Regions from separate parts of the Homo sapiens genome. Here region 1 is linked to region 2. Evidence: read pairs that join two places in POLR2A ChIA-PET (ENCODE). Cell type or tissue: PC-9. All regions are shown on one strand.

Region 1 (8,000 bases), 640 kb after region 2:
GGCAGATGGAAGTATAATGCCTTGTTCTAACTGTGTTGATTCATATTGTTTCATTTCTACTTTTGAAGGAGGAACAACTTTTGTAATTGAGAGACCTAGTTTACAAAAATATAGATTGTAGAATGCAGTCCGGAGACATACTCTCAAAAATATCCACGTTTAAATTCCATTTCTTAGTTCCAATTTGACAGTTTTCTGTAAAATTAGTAGTAGAAGTAAGAAGATACAGGAACCAAAATGCATTTGAAAGCATGGAAGGAATTAAAACTTATTTAAAGAAAAATTAAATGATGATATTTAAGAAAATATATTCTTAATGTTAAACAAGTTGGAGATCATTGATGCCAACTTCTTTAAGGAAGAGAATATGAGAAAAAAAGTCAGAAGACCAATTTTAACTGTGAATTCTGTAATCAGCATGATTATGACCCATATAAAATTTCAAAATCAAGTTGTATATAATATTTTTAAATAGAACTTGAATAGAATATTATTTTTAGAAGAAGGGTTTGTAATGCTGAAAAATATTATGGTCTTTCATTCTTCTAAATGACATATAATTTGAAGAATTTTGATGAAATTGGACTACTGTATGTGAAAATTTACAATGGAGAGGAGGTCGCGGCGCCGGAGGCCCCAGAAGGCTCGAAGGCGCCGCGGGCTGGGGTCGGTGGCTTAGGGAGCCCGTCCGGCCATGGTGGCCGCGGGTAGTGGTTGGCGCGGCTGCGCTGCGGCCCGGGGCAGTGCGGAGCCGGGACAGTCGCGGCGCTGACGCCCGCGGGCCCCAGCTGCAGATATGAAGCGGAGCCGCTGCCGCGACCGACCGCAGCCGCCGCCGCCCGACCGCCGGGAGGATGGAGTTCAGCGGGCAGCGGAGCTGTCTCAGTCTTTGCCGCCGCGCCGGCGAGCGCCGCCCGGGAGGCAGCGGCTGGAGGAGCGGACGGGCCCCGCGGGGCCCGAGGGCAAGGAGCAGCCGCCTGCCTTGGCCTCCCAAAGTGCCGAGATTGCAGCCTCTGCCCGGCCGCCACCCCGTCTGGGAAGTGAGGAGTGTCTCTGCCTGGCCGCCCATCGTCTGGGATGTGAGGAGCCCCTCTGCCTGGCTGCCCAGTCTGGAAAGTGAGGAGCGTCTCCGCCCGGCCGCCATCCCATCTAGGAAGTGAGGAGCGCCTCTTCCCAGCCGCCATCACATCTAGGAAGTGAGGAGCGTCTCTGCCCGGCCGCCCATGGTCTGAGATGTGGGGAGCGCCTCTGCCCCGCCGCCCCATCTGGGATGTGAGGAGCGCCTCTGCCCGGCCGAGACCCCGTCTGGGAGGTGAGGAGCGTCTCTGCCTGGCCGCCCCGTCTGAGAAGTGAGGAGACCCTCTGCCTGGCAACCACCCCGTCTGAGAAGTGAGGAGCCCCTCCGCCCGGCAGCTGCCCCGTCTGAGAAGTGAGGAGCCTCTCCGCCCGGCAGCCACCCCATCTGGGAAGTGAGGAGCGTCTCCGCCCGGCAGCCACCCCGTCCGGGAGGGAGGTGGGGGGGGTCAGCCCCCCCCCCGGCCAGCCGCCCCATCCGGGAGGGAGGTGGGGGGTCAGCCCCCCGCCTAGCCAGCCGTGCCGTCCGGGAGGGAGGTGGGGGGATCAGCCCCCCGCCTAGCCAGCCATGCCGTCCGGGAGGGAGGTGGGGGGGTCAGCCCCCCACCCGGCCAGCCGCCCCGTCCGGGAGGTGAGGGGCGCCTCTGCCCGGCCGCCCCTACTGGGAAGTGAGGAGCCCCTCAGCCCGGCCAGCCGCCCCGTGCGGGAGGGAGGTGGGGGGGGTCAGCCCCCCGCCTGGCCAGCCGCCCCGTCCGGGAGGGAGGTGGGGGGGTCAGCCCTCCGCCCGGCCAGCCGCCCCGTCTGGGAGGTGAGGGGCGCCTCTGCCCAGCCACCCCTACTGGGAAGTGAGGAGCCCCTCTGCCCGGCCAGCCGCCCCGTCCGGGAGGGAGGTGGGGGGGTCAGCCCCCCGCCCGGCCAGCCGCCCTGTCCGGGAGGGAGGTGGGGGGGTCAGCCCTCCGCCCGGCCAGCCGCCCCGTCTGGGAGGTGAGGGGCGCCTCTGCCCGGCCGCCCCTACTGGGAAGTGAGGAGCCCCTCTGCCCGGCCAGCCGCCCCTTCCGGGAGGGCGGTGGGGGGGTCGGCCCCCCACCCGGCCAGCAGCCCCGTCCGGGAGGGAGGTGGGGGGGTCGGCCCCCCGCCCGGCCAGCCGCCCCGTCCGGGAGGGAGGTGGGGGGGTCGGCCCCCCGCCCGGCCAGCCGCCCCGTCCAGGAGGGAGGTGGGGGTGTCGGCCCCCCGCCCGGCCAGCCGCCCCGTCCGGGAGGGAGGTGGGGGGGGGTCGGCCCCCCCGCCCGGCCAGCCGCCCCGTCCAGGAGGTGAGGGGCGCCTCTGCCCGGCCGCCCCTACTGGGAAGTGAGGAGCCCCCCTGCCCGGCCACTACCCCGTCTGGGAGGTGTGCCCAACAGCTCATTGAGAACGGGCCAGGATGACAATGGCGGCTTTGTGGAATAGAAAGGCGGGAAAGGTGGGGAAAAGATTGAGAAATCGGATGGTTGCCGTGTCTGTGTAGAAAGAAGTAGACATGGGAGACTTTTCATTTTGTTCTGCACTAAGAAAAATTCCTCTGCCTTGGGATCCTGTTGATCTGTGACCTTACCCCCAACCCTGTGCTCTCTGAAACATGTGCTGTGTCCACTCAGGGTTAAATGGATTAAGGGCGGTGCAAGATGTGCTTTGTTAAACAGATGCTTGAAGGCAGCATGCTCGTTAAGAGTCATCACCAATCCCTAATCTCAAGTAATCAGGGACACAAACACTGCGGAAGGCCGCAGGGTCCTCTGCCTAGGAAAACCAGAGACCTTTGTTCACTTGTTTATCTGCTGACCTTCCCTCCACTATTGTCCCATGACCCTGCCAAATCCCCCTCTGTGAGAAACACCCAAGAATTATCAATAAAAAAATAAATTTAAAAAAAAAAAAAAATTTACAATGGAAATTAACTGCTATGCTGTTGATAGGGCATCAACTTGTGAGGAGCTAAAACCTTAAATTGTTTTCTAAACTCTCCCATTGATGTTGAGCAATACACTTGCATCAATAATTTACTAAATGTATTTCTGAACACTTTTATGGCTCTCAGAACATATTTAACTTTGCCAATATTGGTTGCCAATGGAGAACATAGCTTCCTGAAATTAAAATGTATTTTAAATTACTTAAGGTTTGTAATCTGTCAAATCTAGCAACCAGTTCTAGGGAAAATGAGATATTGGAGCAAGTGAGTGTTAAAATGATTATAATTTGTGTTCATGAAAGCAAGATGCCTGTCTTAGCTTAGATTTCCCTGAAAAGCAGAGGCTAAAACAAAGGTTTGCGGGTGTGTGGTTTATTTGTGGGAACTGACCCCCAGTGAACTGTAAAATGTGAAAAAGAAAAAAAATCTATCCAAGCTATGCAGCTGGACACCACCCTGAACACCTGCGCTCCATCTGGTGGGACCCTGTGAGGAGCCATGTTGAATGCCTTCCAGAACCATCTGCCATGGGGCAGAAGAAGGGTATATTTCTGCACCTGTGCCAATCCCCCTTTGATCAAAGGTTGCTGCCCTGTGAGAGGTTAACTCCCTTGTACTTCAAAGTTTGCACATTTGTCAGAATGCCGTATGTGGCCACAGCAGAAAAGCCCCAGAAGCCAAAAACAAGAGGGTTGAGGAGGGAACAGGGGCGACTGAGTGAGCTGCTCTCAGGTTAAACTTGCACACAGCTGGTTGTCTCAAAAACAGCTGGAGTAGAAAAGGTTGCCTAGAGGATGTGAGGTGGGGCATAAAAGGGGTGCTGTACAACATATTTAGCAATTTTAAAACAATCATATTCTAGTTCTAATTACAGTGAGTATGAGTTTAAAATTTCTATTTCATTTAACATCCTGTATTTTGGTTTAATGTACATACGGTACAGAAATTTTAAGTATACAGCTCAATGAATTTCGAGTGTTCTTTGATGTTCTACAATTTTCTTTTTGTTACATATACAAAATGACTGTTATAATAATGATTATTAAGAAATAATGGGCCGGGTGTGGTGGCTCATGCCTGTAATCCCATCACTCTAGGAGGCTGAGGCAGGTGGATCACCTGAGGTTAGGAGTTCGAGACCAGCCTGGCCAACATGGTGAAACCCCGTCTCTACTAAAAATACAAAAATCAGCCGGGCGTGGTGGTGCATGCCTGTAATCCCAGCTACTTAGGAGGCTGAGGCAGGAGAATCACTTGAACCCAGAAGGCGGTGGCTGCAGTGAGCCGAAATTGCACCACTGCACTCCAGCCTGGGTGACAGAGCAAGACTCCATCTCAAAAAAAAAAAAAAAAAAAATTAATAATGTAACTCTTTTGAAACTTCATGTGGGAAAGGGGCATCTTTTTCTCATTTGCCTTCTGATGCCATGTGAACCGGCAGTTGGACCTCTGAGGACAGAGATGTGTGCCCTGAACAGGGTAAAGATGGACACTTCCTCACTCAGTACAGAAGGCTTGGGAAAGTTGTGGTCAAACTGGTTTTTTGTCATTTGAAGATTTATGAAACCTAAGCTAGGAGAACTTGCTATTTTGAATATCTCACAATATGAGGACTCCATTAAAGCAGGGGAAACTGTATACTTAGCTTTTGGAACATTGAAATTTCCTGCTATACTTCCTTCCACTTCCCTTCTTAAACTTTTTTGCCCTTAGTAAGCACCTTGGCTGGTTATGGTTCCTTGCCTGGTGGAAAACTCACATCTGCATTCCTGAAGAGCCTACGGCATTAGACTATGCTGTTATTTATTTTATTTTATTATTTTTTTTGAGACGGAGTCTTCGCTCTTTCGCCCAGGCGGGAGTGCAGTGGCGCTATCTCGGCTCACTGCAAGCTCCGCCTCCTGGGTTCACGCCATTCTCCTGCCTTGGCCTCCAAAGTAGCTGGGATTACAGGCCCCAGCCACCACACCCGGCTAATTTTTTGTGTTTTTAGAAGAGATGGGGTTTCACCGTGTTAGCCAGGATGGTCTCGATCTCCTGACCTCGTGATCCGCCCGCCTCGGCCTCCCAAAGTGCTGGGATTACAGGCGTGAGCCACCGCACCCAGCCTATGCTGTTATTTTAATGAACGTTTACCATAAGCCATGGGGGTATTAAGAGGCATTCCAGAAAAATCTCCTGGGTTCCAGAAAGACTCCTCTTTGTCCTCATCGTGTAGTAGCAGCTTACTTCCCCTTTGGTAATCAGGACTAATCACTCCAGTGAGGACACTACCTCCTTCCTTGCCTCTTGGTTAAATGGCACGGGGGGCCCAGAGTAGCCAGGGGGCAGTCTGAGCTTCCAGTTCAGTGGACTATGGTTGTGTCCATTGATGGAAGTGGCTTTCCTTTGGGAATCAAGACTTCTGCACCAGGGAGCTCAAAGCCACAATGATAGAAATGAAAATGTTGCTTGTGCTTCATTAAGGGTAGTTGTGGTATGAACTACTTCTGTTTCCTTCCATTGATTCCTGGACCCATGAATGCTAGCTGTGGGAGAAACAGTAGCAGACATTGGTCACTGAGTTAGAGCATATACCCCATTCCACAGGACATTACCTCAGCCCTGCAAAGGTTTGTCACTTGGCAGGTGCCATAAATGAGTCTATCAAAGGCCAATCCATTGTTGTATCAGGCCTGCTGTTTAGAGGATGTGGTCAGGTCAATGATTTCTGTGACCTTGAACCAAAGGATTATTTCAGGGCAGTCATCAAAGCCTTGTCTTTTCCTACCTGGCCTTGAGTTGGTCACTTTAAGCCCAAGGTCACCATTTTCTTTTTTCAAATTCATCATCACAGTCAGAAGTAGCTAACTAACCTACAGTCCTTACATGCTGTTTCCACTGTTCTGTTACAGCAGCTAGTCGGTCACCTGACTTTTTCTCCACGTACCTGACTTCAGGTGACTACAGGTAATAACTTAAGGAAATGTTTTGCCACTTTGTGCCATGGACTACCATGATTTTGCAATGGTGACATTTCTGCCCTTAATTCTAATAGTAGTGAAAGAATTTCACATTCCCATTCTTAAAGACCAGTTCCCCTGAACAACTAGTGGTTTCATTGAGGAAAACAGAGCTATTATAAGTATTATGGGAATAAAGGGTTTAACACAGGAGTTGGGGCTTATGCAAATCTGGGAGTAGTAGTGACAGTGAGGTTCTAGAAAGGGAATGTTGAAGCATTGGAGAAACCATTGGTAACCACTTCTGTCTGAAGCCAGGTGCAGCTGGCGGGGACGAGCTTGTGGGAAAGTCTGAGGAACTGCATGCATCTGGCCACCAAAGTGCATCCATGGGGTGAGAGTTCACGGGGTGGTCGGCAAAGCTTTGGTGTCCGTTGAAGCTGCCATGCCTAGTGACGCTGCCACTGTGCCTGACTGGCATTCCCTCCCAGCAGCAGTGGCTTCCCTTTTCCTTCTTCCTTCCAAATTTTGCGTGGGTTTCTCCCATCAGTAATCCCCATCCTGGAAACACACACAGCAAACAACATACTGGGAAGCATCATTCCAGCCTGAAACAGGAGATGGTGCCAAGTTGACAACAAGACAATCCAGCCCAATGTCCAACAATGGGGGATTGGTTCAATAAATTACGGTAGGGCCATGTAGTAAAATCCTACACAGCCTGCATTCATCAGGGATCAACCAGAGAAACATAACCAGTAGGTTATATATTCATTTATTGCTTGTTGCTTGCTTGCAAGGAATTGGCTCACATAGTTGTGGGGTCTGGTTAGGAGAGTTCAAAATCTGTAAGGCAGCCAGCAGGAAAGGCAGGCTGGGACTCTTGGGCATCATCTGAAGCTGCAGTCCACAGGTAGGATTTCTTCTTCTTCAGAGGACCTCAGGTTTGCTCTTAAGGCATTCCAATAGATTGAGTCAGGCTCACCCAGATTGTCCAGGATAATCTCCCTTACTTACAGACAACTGATTATGGACCTTAATCACATCTACAAAATGCTTTCATGGCAATATCTAAATTAGTGTTTGACTGAATAACTAGGGGACTGTAGCCTAGCCAGTGTGACACACAAAGCTGACCAACCCACAGCCATAGAAAAGAATCACATAGATCGATATGTGTAATGTGATAATTGATGCTCTAGAAGAACATTAAATGATATGGAAAGGTATCCAAGAAATATTAAGTTAAAAAGGCAGGTTCTAAAACAGTACGTAGAGTATTATTTTGTTTGTGTAAAAGGATGTCTAAGTATAGAGAAAGTAGACTAAAATATCACACGAGAATATTCAGAATGGTAATTACTGAGTGCTGAAAGAATGGGTAATGAAAACGTTCTCATTTTTGTGTATGCGTATTTCCTAAATCATTTACAATAAATACATGATACTTTATAGTGAGAAAAAGTTTAAATATTCTATTTTAGACACATTAGGAAACCTTGCTAATTAAAGAACAGTAGGCCCCTTCGTGGTGTGGGGCGTGGGGGAGGGATTTCCTCTCTCTTCTCCACTCCCTAAGCTTCTCCTTCTCTATCTACTTGCAGACACCAAAGTTATTTGCAAGACAGAAAGCTCTCAGGTCTTACAATGGAAATCTTTCCCTCTTATTCCTTTCCCTAACAAGTATGCGTGGATGCTGTGGGTGAGACGTTGAAAGTAAGCATTTTAATTTAGTATACACAGTGGAGAGAACCTTTAATATAATATTAATTCACTGTGCAAACTAGCAAGGTTTAATAACCATGTGAGCCATCGGGAATCCTGGTGTGACTCAAAATGACATCTGCATTAATGGTCTAATTAATAATGCATATGTTAATAAAATCTCATTAAAGCCAAAGTACAATTATTCACGTAGGATGCAATTCTTTAGCATCTGTGGGCCAATGTAGTGCTTTGGTGATGCCAGTTGCAATTTCCAATGATAGATGACCTTTTAATTCTCATTAATTGATTAAAGAGGCAGTGATTAGTGT
Region 2 (8,000 bases):
CCTTTGGGTATTCAGTTGCTTACATATTTTCTCTATAAATAATACTTCAGTGAACATCCTTGTAGCACTTATTTTGTGCACACTTAAAAATTTCCCTGATCATTAGAATTACTACCTTAAATTCAGAGTTCTCAGTTTTTCCTAGTGACCCTCTTTTTTCTGAGGAATAGGGCACACTCTGGCCAAGGGTGTAGATGTCAGGTCTCCAGGCCTTTAGAACTACAAACAAGGAAATGGGAGATTTTGTTTTTAGAAGAGGTTTGCTTTCTTGTGCTAGAAGTTATTTTGCAGCAGGAAAAGTAAAATGTACTGAGGGCTTAGTTTGCATTGACATCATTTAGAGCACATACTAATTTCTAGCCATCTCCCTGCAGAGGTTAGAGCTGATTTTGCCATCATTCCCATCCCATCCCCATTACACAAAAGACACATGCATACGTTATGAAAATGTGCTTAGGCCGGGCGCGGTGGCTCACGCCTGTAATCCCAGCACCTTGGGAGGCCGAGGCGGGTGGATCACGAGGTCAGGAGGTCGAGACCATCCTGGCTAACACGGTGAAACCCCGTCTCTACTAAAAATACAAAAAAAAAAATTAGCCGGGTGTGGTAGCGGGCGCCCATAGTCCCAGCTACTCGGGAGGCTGAGGCAGGAGAATGGCGTGAACCCGGGAGGCGGAGCTTGCAGTGAGCCAAGATAGCGCCACTGCAGTCCAGTCTGGGCAGTCCAGCCTGGGTGAAAGAGCGAGACTCCGTCTCAAAAAAAAAAAAAAAAAAAAAAAAAAGAGTGAAATAAAATAATGTACATAATGTGCCTGGCTTATGGTGGACACTTTATAAATCGTAGCTACTACTAATAACAAGACATAATTTTTCAGTAGAAAAATTATGAATTGAGCATACTCTAAATGGAGCAAGTAATTTTTTTTTTTTTAACCACAACAGTATCTAAAAGGCCAGGCATGGTGGCTCATGGCTGTAATCCCAGTACTTTGGGAGGCTGAGGCGGGAGGATCACTTGAGCTCAGGAGTTTGAGACCAGCCTGAGCAACAAAGCGAGACCCCATCTCTACCAAAAAAAAAAAAATTTAGTTAGTCATGGTGGTGGCACACACCTGTGGTTCCAGCTACTCCAGAGGCTGAGGTGGCAGGATCGTTTGAGCCTGGGAGATACAGGCTGCAGTGAGCCATGATCGTGCCACCACATGCCAGCCTGAGTGACAAAGCAAGACCCTGTCAAACCCAAACCAAAAAACTCCCAGTATCTGCTATCATTAGTCAGTCCCATTTAAATTATCCCTGGCCTCTGATTCACAGTAAATCTTTTTTAAAAAGTGGCAGAGCACCCACAGTCCTCTTTTCCTCACCTCCTATTTATTCTTTTTTTTTTCTTTGAAATGGGGACTCTCTCTGTTGCCCAGGCTGGAGTGCAGTGGCGCGATCTCAGCTCACTGCAGCCTCCACCTCCTGGGTTCAGGCTATTCTCCTGCCTCAGCCTCCTGAGTAGCTAGGACTACAGGTGCGTGCCACCATGCCTGGCTAATTTTTGTTTTTGTTTTTTTGTTTTTGTTTCTGTTTTTGTTTTTAGTAGAGACGGCATTTCGTCATGTTGGCTAGGCTGGTCTCAAACTCCTGACCTCAAGTAATCCACCCACCTCGGCCTCCCAAAGTGCTGGGATTACGGACGTGAGCCACTATGCCCGGCCACCTCCTATTTATTCTGCAGCCTAAGGACAGGTTGGGCTTTTGGCCCCATCTGTTCTCTGAAACTCCTCCTTTGAGAGAAATCCTTATTGCCAAATCCAGGAGATTCTTGTGGGCCTCAAACCCTCTGCAGCATTTGACACTATTCGCCACATGGCCTTTTCAGGAAAGCTCTCCCCTCTTAGCCTCAGGGATACCACATTCTCTAGCTTTCTTTTCACCTCACTAGATGCTCCATAGCCTCCTTCCACACTCTTCCTTGGGTCACACTTAAATGGCAGCATTCTTTAAGGACCTCTCCTGGATCCCCTTCTCTTCTGTACCCATGGGCAATCTTGCCTGGCCTCAAATGCCATCTTTAGGCTAATGATTTACCACATATGTCACCAGCTCACTTCTCTCCAGAAACACAGAGGTGTATATCCAACCGACCTCCTAACTTCACTGTCTTCTCAGATGTCCCATGGGTACACACTTCACCTGTTCAAGGCAGAACCAATCCTCTTCCCATCTGTCTTAATCCATTTGGGGCTGCTATTACAGAATATCTGAGACTGGGTAATTTATGAAGAACGGAAGTTTATTTTCTCTCAGTTATAACGAGACTGGGAAGTCCAGGATCAAGGTGCTGGCATCTGGTCCAGTGAGGGCCTTCTTGCTGTATCCTCACATGACAGAAGGTGGGAGGGCAAGAGAATGCCCACTCCTGAAAGCCCTTTCATAAGAGCACTAATTCATTCAAGAGGGTGGAGCCCTCATGACCTAAATCTCCCATTAGACTCCACCTCCTAATACTGTTGCATTGGGGATTAAATTTTCAACACATGAAATTTTGGTCACACATTCAAACCATAGCACTCTTCTAATCAATCTTAACTCTTATGCTGTCTAGCCCAATGACTGGCACTACCATCCATTCCCTCTGGTTGTTAAAGCCAGAAATCTGGGAGTCAACTTGACTCTTGCCCCACCCATAGGCCCTACCTTGAATTAACCACTAAGTTTTGTTGATTCTATCTCCTTAATATCTCCAAAAGTCATAATATTCTTTCTGTTCCCACTACTACCACTTTTGCTCAGGCCACCCATTAATTGGTCTTTATTCTGTCTTATCCTCCCTAGTGCGTTGTCTACCTTGCAGCCTGAGTGATCTTCCTAAATATACATTTTATAGTGCAAAGACCCAAAGCAAAGAGTTTGGTGAGCTCAGGGAACATCCAGCAGATCGGTGTATGGAGATAGAGGCGGGAGGTTGAGTGGGAAAAGAGAAGAATAGAGGAAGAGTGAAGAAGAGGCAACAGGTTGAGGAAGAGAGTAAAAAGGGATGATGTTGGTGGGAAGATAGGTCTTTGCACATGAATTCTTTCTGATTAAAATTCCTTTTCCTGGCCAGGTGTGGTGGCTCACGCCTGTGATCCCAGCACTTTGGGAGGCTGAGGCGGGAGGATCACGAGGTCAGGAGATTGAGACCACGTGGTTAACATGGTGAAACCCCGTCTCTACTAAAAACACACACACACACAAAATCCCTTTTTCTATCTCTTCATCTGGCTAATTCCTAATGTCATTCAGAAATAGCTGGGTGCAGTGGTTTATGCCTGTAATCCCAGCACTTTGGGAAGCCGAGGCGGGCAGATCACCTGAGGTCAGGAGTTCAACACCAGCCTGGCCAACATGTTGAAACCCTGTCTCTACTAGAAATAGAAAAAAATTAGCCGGGAGTCATAGCAGAAGCCTGTAATCCCAGCTACTGGGAGGCTGAGGCAGGAGAATTGCTTGAACCCGGGAGGTGGAAGTTGCAGTGAGCCAAGATTTCGCCACTGCACTCCAGCCTGGGCAACAAGAGCGAAACTCCATCTCAAAAATAAATAAATAAATAAATAAATAAATAAATAAATAAATAAAATCACCTTAGATATCACCTTTTCCAAAAAGTCTTTACTAGTTTAGTTAATGGTTACTTGCCAGTGCTGGTTCCTTAGTTGTAACCATGGTACCACTGTAATACAGGATGTTAATACTGGGGAGACCAGGGTGAGAAGTATATGGAATTCTCTGCACTATCTTTGCAACTTTGCTATCAATCTTAAACTATTCTAAATAAAAAGGTCATGAAAAAAATTCCACTAGCTCTCCTGTGCTGGCTTAGCTGCTGCTTCTGTGTGTCTATGAGACCTGTGCCTACTCTTGTCCAAGCGTCAAAGCACTTAGCATAATATCTTACCATTGTCTATGTGTTTTTCTCTTCCACCAAAATAAGGATGGGAATCACGTCTTCTCATTTTTGTATCTCTCATGCCAACACAGTGCCTAGCAAATGAGAACTGTTTGGTTATCTCCTAAGTAAATGTTTATCGTAAATAAGTTTATTTTAGGGGGCACTACCAAAGCTCTTATTACAGGGTAACCTGAAATTATAGCAAAAAAGAACCTAACAGTCTCAGATATTAGAAATGACTTGTAAGCTCTGTTTGCTCCTCAGCATGGAGGACTTGGCAGACCTGTAGTGATGGATATACTTGAACATCCCGTGCATCCCCACACACAGTGTTTCTGTTTCCGGGAGAGCCACGTGATCCTTGTTCCTCTGAAGGTAAAGAGTCCCAGGCCAGCTGAGCTGGGTTAGTTCACTCCAGGTGAGCCTCACAGGCTGCTGCCAAATCCCAGGAGGGTGTGGACTGTGTGCGAGTGCAGGAAAGCCAACTAGGGCAAAGGGCAAAAGAACCAGTTGGAAGAAGAATGACACCACAGGGAGATGAATCTCCAGTTAAGCAATTCTAGTCCCAGCTCTTGCATTAATGAGCTGCGTGACCCTGGCCAAGTGTCTATCTCTTAGTAGGCGCCAGAGTCCATATCTGTAAAATGAGGGCTTGGATTGGCTGGTCTCTACAGTCTCTTCCAGGATTGATGCTGGGATTTGGTGATCAGTGTGAAGACTGTGGACACTGGTGGAAGGAAGGAGGTAAGTGTGTGTTAGGAGCATACGGCAACTGAACCATTGGTTTGGGTTAGCAGGCACCATGAGCAAAAAAACAAACAAAGCCAAAAAAACGAGTTAGGTCAGAGATGTGTTTAAGTCATCCTGGAAGTAGAGACTTCTGGGACACAATAGTTCGACCGCTGTGTCTTAAGGATTTAACTCAGATCCATCAGAAGGAAACATTCCTAAGTATTGCAGTGGGGGAGGTGGGTGGCAGAGCAGTTGTGATTTATACTTAATAGAATGATCATATTTGGGGAGGTTTTTGTGTTTATTGGCTAATAGGTTTTTTGTTTTGTTTTGTTTTGTTTTATTTTGTTTTGTTTTGTTTTGTTTTTGAGACGGAGTTTTGCTCTTGTCGTCCAGGCTGGAGTGCAATGGTGCAATCTCAGCTCACTGCAACCTCTGCCTCCTGAGTTCAAATATTTCTCCTGCCTCAGCCTCCCAAGTAGCTGGGCTTACAGGTGTGTGCCACCACGCCCGGCTAATTTTTTGTATTTTTAGTAGAGATGGGGTTTCTCCATTTTGGCCAGGTTGGTCTCGAACTCCTGACCTCAGGTGATCCGCCCACCTCAGCCTCCAAAGTGCTGGGATTACAGGAGTGAGCCTGTAATCTCATTATTACATAGTTTTGATTATTTGCTTTTCACTGAAATTATCTGTAATTTAAGTGTTGGAGATGATGCAAAGAGTACCACCTGGAACTTGGCTGGGGCAGGCATGGCAGCAATGCAGTGTTTTTGAATGCAACTGTTAAGTGTGCGAATTAAAATTATTTGGAGTTTGAGGCTATGAACTATAAAATCATAAAAATTCAGCATTTTCTTAATCTAAGTGAAAAAAAATCCAGTTTATTTCAAAGTTTACCTTTCCTGACTAGGTAGTAGTGGCTTTGGTGATTATATTAAAGATTATATTAAAGAAAAGTGTCTATTTGCCTAATTGAGTAAATATATTGTAACCAATCATTACTAGTTAAGAAGATCTAGTACCTGGTAGAGAACTTAGGGTGAGTAGAGAAGAAAATAACAGCGTGATTGTTAAAAATCCTAAGAAGATTCTTTTTGTTCACTGTATCAGAATTTCTGAGAGGTGGGTGGAAACACCCACTTTTGTCCCTGAAAGAACTGGAAATATGTAGTCACAAGGTATGCTTAGAAGCAGGGGCTTCTTGCTCAGAGCAACTCCTTCCAAATCTGGTCCTCCTTCTGTGTGGACCAGGTTTTCTTTCCTTCTTAGAAAAATAGTTATGTAATGATTCACTTGTGTTCAGGGATGGTAGAAAATTGCTTAACCTCATAAAGATTTTGGATTTAAATCCTGATGGACAAGGCACCAGCCAAATGTTAGCGTGAAGATGTGTGTCCTTGGTCCTCAGCATTGAAGTGGGCCAAGAGCAAAGAAAAGACCTTCCTGAAAAATGAGGGAACCAGCCAGAACCAGGGAGAATGAAGGGAAGTGGGCCAAGCATTAGGGCCGCAGGAAGAGGAGCCAAAACCCCAAAACAGTAATAGTTAGCATTATTGAGCATTTCTGCTGTGCCAAGCATGGTTCTAAATCATTGAATATAATTCTCACATCAACCCTCTGAGGCAGGCTCTATTATTTCCACTTTACAAATGGAAAAGTCAGGCATAGAGAGGTTAAATATTCATCCAAGGATAATCAGATAGTACATTGTGGAGCTGGAATACAAATCCAGGCAGTTCCACTGTGGAGTCGTTGCTGTTAGTCACCGTGCTTCAGTGCATATATAACCTTTTGATATTGTATATGACTTTCAGTCTGTGCTTCCAGTACCCAGCCTGGGGCTGGGAAGGTAATGGACTTTGCTGGATGTTCCTGAACTGAATGGAACCCAGCAGACTCAGCCTGTGCCCAAACCTGGTACCTGGAGTCTGTGGGAGGCTCTGTTTGGCTCAGCACAATCCTTGGGAGAAGCAGAATGCTAGTCAGTCCCTGAGGGCTGGCAACAAAGCCCAACCCAGCCAGCTGACAGATCATGGCAGGACTCCCCCTTACTGCATTGAAAGGGGTAGGAAAAGCATGGGCACTCAAGAACCCAGAGCTGACGGAGATGAGAAAGCAGCCTGGTCATTCCATAGCACATACTGAGAACCCACTCTACACCAGCCCCTGCTCTGGGCACTAGCCACTGTCAATATAGAATTAGATTGTACATATTCTGTGCCCTAGAGGAGCCCCCTGCTAATGGTGAGAAAGGCCACCTATCTGATAGGACTTTGGAAATTGCCTTAGGACCTCTGTCCTGGTTTGTACAGCAGATAAGACTAATTCCAAATCATATTGTCATTCTGGTAGAATTTTATTTATTTATTTATTTATTTATTTATTTATTTATTTATTTACTGACTGAGACAAGGTCTCACTCTGTCACCCAGGCTGGAGTGCAGTGGCATGATCATAGCTCATCACAACCTCAAATTCTTGGGCTGAAGGGATCCTCCCACCTCAGCCTCCTGAGTAGCTGGGACTACAGGTTCATGCCTGGGTAGTTTTTAAATTTTATGTAGAAGCAGGGTCTCACTTTGTTGCCCAGGCTGGTCTTGAAGTCCTGGGCTCAAATGATCCTTCCACCTCAGCCTCCCACATAGCTGGGATTACAGGCATGAACCGCTACACTCAGCCTTACGGAAGTTTAAATATTCAGCTCACTGCCCACTAACTGAAATCAGGAGATGGGTTGTATAATCTGTAGACCCCTGGATGAACTTTTTGGAGCAAGGATGTAGGGGCTAAGGTTATGGCAGGTCTGGGTAGACAGAATCTGCAACAGGACTCTGTAATTAAAATGGCAGTAGAGATGGTTGGATAAGAGAGGGGAGAAGGAAAGAAACCTGCTCTTGTATTCATAAAACAGTAGGGCATATTTATCCCGGTGGAAGAGGGCATTTATTCTGTGTGCCAGCCATGGAACCATCTATTGGATCAAGCCTCTTGAGTGATGAAAAAATTGTTGTAGACTAGGGACTTATTTGGTGATGAAAGTGATGTCTGATTTGCTTGTTGTACTGGTGGCATTCTTTGTATTGCCTTGTTTCACTCTCAGAAGTATTCTGGGTTGGATGACAAACTTTATGGTCACACTGCCCATGGACAAAAAGATACCTGTATTTTTCTGGTGGCCCTGAGTTCTAAATTTTAAAGCCAAAGAGAGGTTGGTGTATAAAGCACCTCTTGCTAAATAGCGTTTTCTTCTGGCACCACCACGCTGAATATGCACAAAACTCTTTTCTTTTCCCTCTTAGCTTGGCTGGAAATATAAAACTAAAATTTACTTTAAAATTAATAGAAAACA

What was found. Peaks named below come from ENCODE experiments on the same cell type or tissue, not always from the same donor. Only the 100,000 strongest peaks of a DNase experiment are listed, where the experiment ranks them.
Region 1: POLR2A ChIA-PET joins it to region 2 with 21 read pairs; 2 of 35 experiments call an interaction of 5 or more read pairs at or near these places.

Annotation. Positions count from the first base shown.
Region 1 is chr9:38,240,625-38,248,624 of GRCh38, forward strand. No RefSeq gene overlaps it. Among named protein-coding and RNA genes, the nearest start is that of ALDH1B1, 150 kb to the right of the region's middle. In PC-9, no CTCF peak of the experiment used is centred here; a DNase peak (open chromatin) is centred at 4,547.
Region 2 is chr9:37,598,677-37,606,676 of GRCh38, forward strand. It overlaps a transcript of FRMPD1 not described here. Among named protein-coding and RNA genes, the nearest start is that of TOMM5, 10 kb to the left of the region's middle. RefSeq lists a silencer at 1,560-1,742. In PC-9, no CTCF peak of the experiment used is centred here; a DNase peak (open chromatin) is centred at 4,365.